Regions from separate parts of the Homo sapiens genome. Here region 1 is linked to region 2. The links are chromatin loops, found by intact Hi-C in ENCODE. Cell type or tissue: HepG2. All regions are shown on one strand. Each heading gives the region's core, and the rest is flanking DNA. Links, peaks and the distances in the headings are about the cores only. Region 1 overlaps SYT17 (synaptotagmin 17). Region 2 overlaps LOC105371114 (a long non-coding RNA gene).

Region 1 (2,914 bases), core at 116-2,615, 160 kb before region 2:
GCATGGTTCCGTTTTCTTTTAGAAAACCAGAATATTGGTCTAAATTATTTCAGCTCTGACATTCCAATCTTATCTCACTAAATTTGGATAAGGAAGACTTCACAGAGTTGGAGATCCTACCAGAACAAGCAATCCATTTTCCTTGGGAGGGCTGAACCCACTTCCTAGGAGGATTTTTGTATTTGGTGCTTGGATGTCCACTTTGCAGTGAAAAAGAATGGCTTAAGGAGAAAGAAGAAGGAAGGAAATCTTAGCTGGATCTTTCTGGGCTCTGGATTGTGGCTGGTGCTTTGGCCTCTTCAGATCCAGAGGGGACTGAAGACAGACTCAGTGGAGGCAGTGAATAGACTTTTCTTTCTTCTTAAGAGACAGGGTCTTGCTGTGCCTCCCAGGCTAGAGTGCAGGGGTTCAATCATAGCTTACTAAAGCCTTGTTAGAAACAAATGTGCAGTGTCACAAAGAAAATGAGCACTAAAACAAAGGATTTCCCAGTAAGGCAAAATTTACTTCTGTAGGAAGGTGTTTCTCACAGGTCTAGTCATCATGAGAGTGCACTGAACAAAGGAGGGAAGGGGTTTTTATCCCTAACGTAGCTTGTCCCTGCTACTGTGTCCTGCCTCCACAGGTTGGAGTTGGACCACACAATCTAAGCTGAACCTGGTTGGCTAACTTGGAAAGTGCGGGAATGCGGTTACACTGGCAGGAAGGACAGTTTTGGTGGGAAGAGCTGCTGTGATGGGAGGGGTAATTTACAGAGTGGGTAGTAGATGTAGGCTCTGTAGATAAGGACCAGTGGAAGAGTTGTTTACTGAAACCAAGACAGGGAGGTACAGAGAGCAAGGAAGTTTGGCCTTAAAAGTAGAGAACAAAGAACAAGGAAACTAAACAAGCTAAACCTTTGAAGAGGAGCTTCTCGCATCAGATAGCCTCAAACTCTTGGCTTCAAGCATTCCTCCTGTCTCAGCCTCCTGAGTATCTGGGACCACAGATGCATGCCACCATGCTAAGCTAATTAAAAAATAAAAATAAAGAAAGTTTAGAAATGGAAGGTGGGAAGGTTTTGCTTTGTTGCCCAGGCTGGCCTCAAACTCCTGGCCTCAACCCATCTTCCCACCTCAGCCTCCCGAGTAGTTGGGATTAGAGGCTCAAGCCACTGCACCTGACGAACTGTTCTTATACCAAAAGTTCCAAGTCTTCGGTTCCTGTTAAAATTTTGTTCAGGGTACAGTTATGTATTTAAAAAATCTGAATCAGCCCAAGATTTATAGGCTTAGTTCAGGATTTCTCACCTTTGGCACTAGTGATATTTTGGGCCAGACCATTCCTTGTTGAGGGGGGCTGTCTTGTACCTTGTAGGATGTTTGGCAGCATCCCTGGTCTCTCTCTACCCACTAGATGCCAGTAGCAGACCCTACCCTATTCCCCAGTTATGACAACTAAAACATCTCCAGATGTTGCCAAATGTCCCTGGAGGTGGCAGCAGAGAGGACAAAATTACCCCAGGTTGATGCAAGTTGGATGTCCTAGCACCTCATGGATGTCTGTAAAGATCACCATTAATTTCATGATCTTCCTAAGTGGGGCAAGTTGAGGAGCTGCTGGACTAGATGGTCCTGCTTTCTGTTCCTACATTCTAAGCTCCTTATCAGCTGGCTCCTGGTCAGCTTTTTTTGTTTTGTTTTAAATTAGAGACCATGTGTTGCTCTGTTGCCCAGGCTGGAGTGCAGTGGCACCACCAACATTCACTGCAGCTCCGAACTCCTGGGCTCAATTGATCTTCCCACTTTGACCTCCTAAAGCTCTTGGATTATAGGCATGAGCCACCATGCTTGGCCCTCGTCAGCTTTTAGATGTAGCATCTGATACTTCTAGGGAAGAAGGACTGAGAAGATGCTGGCTCCAGGAACACCCCAGGGACATTTTTGTCCCTAGATTGTTAGAGCCGACATTTATGATGCCCAAGTGAACGATGTTATTCATACGTACAACATATTCTGGGGCAGAGACCCTGAGTGTGATGGCAACTCTCCTTTTCCTCCAGGGCTGGGTTAGGATAAGGCTCTGAGGCCCCCAAGCCCTGAAAATTATGGCGCTGCTCACCATATGTCATTCAAGATAATAATAATTCTCTTTTTTTTTTTTTGAGACAGAGTCTTGCTCTGTTGCCCAGGCTGGTGTGTAGTGGTGCAATCTCAGCTCACTGAAACTTCCGCCTTCTGGGTCAAGGGAGTCTCCCACCTCAGCCTCCTGAGCAACTGGGATTGCAGGCGCCCACCCCACACACAGCTACTTTTTGTATTTCTAGTAGAGACGGGGTTTCACCATGTTGGCCAGACTGATCTCGAACTCCCGACCTCAAGTGATCTGCCTGCCTCGGCCTCCCAAAGTGCTGGGATTACAGGCATGAGCCACCGTGCCCGGACAAAAAGGACTGCTGCAATAATTCTCAAATGTAAATCTCAGCAATGTTCTGATTTCTCAACGGGAACTGCAGTGCTATTTCTGAAATACCAAATTCTTGCCAAAAATTATATTTCTCTTTTTTTAAAATTTATTTGATGTAGAAGTGGGGAGGGCATCATCCACTCCTAAGTGGCCAAGAGCACACACCTGTTCTGAGGGAGAAACCAGTATTGTCTTTAACACTTAACAACAACAACAAACCAGGAATGTAAATGGGTGAAGGTGATGTTGTTTCTAAGGAGAATCCTCACTAATTTATTTCAAACATCCAAATTATTAACCATCTTTGGCTGCTTTATTTTATTTACTTATTTTTAAGATAGGGTCTTTCTCAGTTGCCAAGGATCTATCATAGTTCACTGCAGCCTCAAACCTCTGGGCTCATGCAATCCTCCCACATTTGCCTCTTACATAGTTGGGACCACAGGTACTCACCACCACAGCTGGCTAA
Region 2 (2,914 bases), core at 209-2,708:
CAAAAACGAGACTATATCCACAACAATGCCCTGTTTTCCTCTCCTTCACGCCTCCTGATAATCATTGTTTTACTTTCTGTTTATAAGAGTTTGACAGCCAGGCATGGTGGCTCATGTTTGTAATCCCAATGCTTTGGGAGGCCAAGAGAAGAGCATCACTTGAGCCCAGGAATTTGATACCAGCCTGGGCAACATAGTGAGCTCCCATCTCTACAAAAATTAAAAAATTAGCTGGGTGCAGTGCTGTGTGCCTGTAGTCCCAACTACTCTGGAGGCTGAGGCAGAAGGATCACTTGAGCCCACTGAGCCCAGGAGTGAGCTATGACGACACCACTGCACTCCAGCCTGGCAACAGCGTGAGACCCTATCTAAAAAAAAAAAAAAAAAAAAGGTTGATTAATTTGGATACCTCATATAAATGGAGTCATGCAGTATTTGTCCTTCTGTGACTGGTTTATTTCATTTAGCATATTTCCTCAAAGTTCATCCATGTTGCAGCATATGATAAGATTTCCTTTTTTAAGGCTGAATAATATTCCATTATGTGTATATACCACATTTTGTTTATCCACTCATCCGCTGATAGATATTTAGGTGCTTCTACTTCTGGTTATTGTGAATAATGCTGCAATGAACATGGGAGTACAGATATCTGCACAGATGCTTTTTCAAATATTTTAGGTATATACCCAGAAGGAGGATTGCTGGGGCATATGGTAATTTTTTGAAGACCCTCTGTACTGTTTTCCAGAGTGGCTACATCATAAATTTATGTTGTTTGCAGCCACTAAATTTGTGACAATTTGTTGTGGTAGTGATAGGAAACTAATATTGGGTCTTTATTGATTTTGCTTCTTTTTATTAACGTTTTCTTTTTTTTGAGACAGAGTCTTGCTCTGTTGCCCAGTCTGGAGTGCAGTGGCACAATCACGGCTCACTGCAGCCTCAAACTCCTGGGCTCAAGCAATTCTCGCAGCTCAGCCACCTGAGTAGCTGGGCCTACAGGTGCATGCTACCATGCCCAGCTAACTTTTTCTTTCTTTTTTTTTTTTTTTTGTAGAAACAGGGTCTCACTTTGTTTCCCAGGCTGGTCTTGAACTCCTGGGTTCAGTTCATCTTCCCACCTTGGCCTCCCAAAGTGCTGGAATTACAGGCATGAGCCACCATGCTCAGCCTTTTTTTTTTTTTCCAACCTTTTTGACGTATAACATACACACAGAAAAATGCACCTGTAAGCAAACAGCTTGCTAAGTTTTCACAATTTATCACCTGTAAAACCAGCATCTGGATCAAGAAACAACTCTATGACCCCTCCCCCAGGAGCCCCCTCATACCTGGAAGGAGCCTGTGGGAACTAGCAAGAACCAAGGCCCAGGAAGGTGCAGTAAGTAGCACCATATATTTATTTGGAAAATATCAAGTACTCTTTGAAAATGCTTAATTGATAGAATTGTTGGAGGAAAAGTCATTCCTCTTCTAGGGAAATCCATTTAATGTTTCCATTTTTAATGACTTTTAAAGGGATCTTCAAGAAGGTTTTTCATGTGCTGCAAACAGAAATCATTCCATAAACTTATGGGATTGTTCATTAAAAACGACTTTTAAAAAAAATGTAAACCCACCCCTGCTGTCAATCTTAGGGGGAATGAGAACACAGGTCCAGTTATTGACTGTGGCCTAGCCTCTTCCACCACCTGCTGGTGGATTATGGGAACCTCATCACCATGTGATGCTTGTTTGGGGTATTTTTCATTTCTTCTATAAATACATATTGAACAAATAATATGTGTTGGACACAGTCTTATGTCCATAAACTCAGGATTTGGTAGAGAAGATGGACATCCATTCACATATAATAACTGTAAATTTACGAGTGTAATAAATTCAGCCGTGACAAGAGATCCCCAAGCTGTCTGTTCATCAGATCCCCATAAGAATTTTGTTAGAATAATTTTTACCAAAAACCCCACTCCCAGAGATCTGTGTCCATAGGCCTACTGTGGGGCCCAGGAAATCTGTATTTTCTGTCAGCACCCAACAAGATTGTTGATGCACAGATAAGGATGTCGTAGATCGGTTTGGGGTGGGTTACAGGGAACTTTGAACGTTGAATTAGACTTTAAATGCACTGACAGTAAAATTACAAACAAAGCAAAGATATCAGAGCACCAAGAACCAGTGAATGGAAATCATCAGGTTAGCAAGGCAGTTGGAACTGGAGAAAGTTGTAGAGGGAAGAGGGAGAGAGAAAAGTAAACGGGGAGATTGATTATAAGGCAGGGAATTGGGTTTTATGGAAGAAGAGGGAGAGAAAAAAGCAAGAGAGGCCAGGCACGGTGGCTCATGCCTGTAATCCCAGCACTTTGAGAGGCTGAGGTGGGCGGATCTCTTGAGCTCAGGAGTTCAAGACAAGCCTGGGCAATGTAGTGAGACCCAGTCTCTACCAAAAAAAAAAAAAAAAAATTTAGCTGGGCATGGTAGCATGCGCCAGTAGTCCCAACTGTTTGGGAGGCTGATGTGGGAGGACGGCTTGAGCCTAAAAGACAGAGGTTGCACTGAGCTGAGATCACTCCACTGCACTCCAGCCTGGGCAACAGAGTGAGACCTTGTCTCAAAAGAAAAAAAAAAAAGAAAGCAAGAGAGAAAAAAACAGATTTTCAAAAGCACAGCCCCTTATACCAGGATACTCAATCCCTACCACTGTAATCACTGCATCATGTATACAGTCATGCACTGCGACAATGTTTCCACCAACAACAGGCTGCGTACACAATGATGGTCCCATAAGATTATAATGCTGTATTTTTACCGTAACTTCTCTATGTTGAGATATACAAATACTTCCCGTTGTTTTACAATTGCCTAAAATCTTCAGTACAGGAACGTGCTGTACAGGTTTGTACCCCAGGAGCAA

The links. A loop is a pair of places that touch in the nucleus more often than their neighbours do. Peaks named below come from ENCODE experiments on the same cell type or tissue, not always from the same donor. Only the 100,000 strongest peaks of a DNase experiment are listed, where the experiment ranks them.
Region 1: it touches region 2 in a loop (10-fold over the local background); 10 of 110 quality-filtered maps call a loop at or near these places.

What each region holds. Positions count from the first base shown.
Region 1 is chr16:19,212,665-19,215,578 of GRCh38, forward strand. All of the region lies in intron 5 of SYT17 (synaptotagmin 17), which reads left to right. Among named protein-coding and RNA genes, the nearest start is that of SYT17, 46 kb to the left of the region's middle. In HepG2, for the core only: a CTCF peak has its summit at 1,457 (motif pointing right); a DNase peak (open chromatin) is centred at 1,447; H3K27me3 peaks cover 832 bases.
Region 2 is chr16:19,374,085-19,376,998 of GRCh38, forward strand. All of the region lies in intron 1 of LOC105371114 (a long non-coding RNA gene), which reads right to left. Among named protein-coding and RNA genes, the nearest start is that of LINC02858, 41 kb to the left of the region's middle. In HepG2, for the core only: a CTCF peak has its summit at 1,699 (motif pointing left); a DNase peak (open chromatin) is centred at 1,687.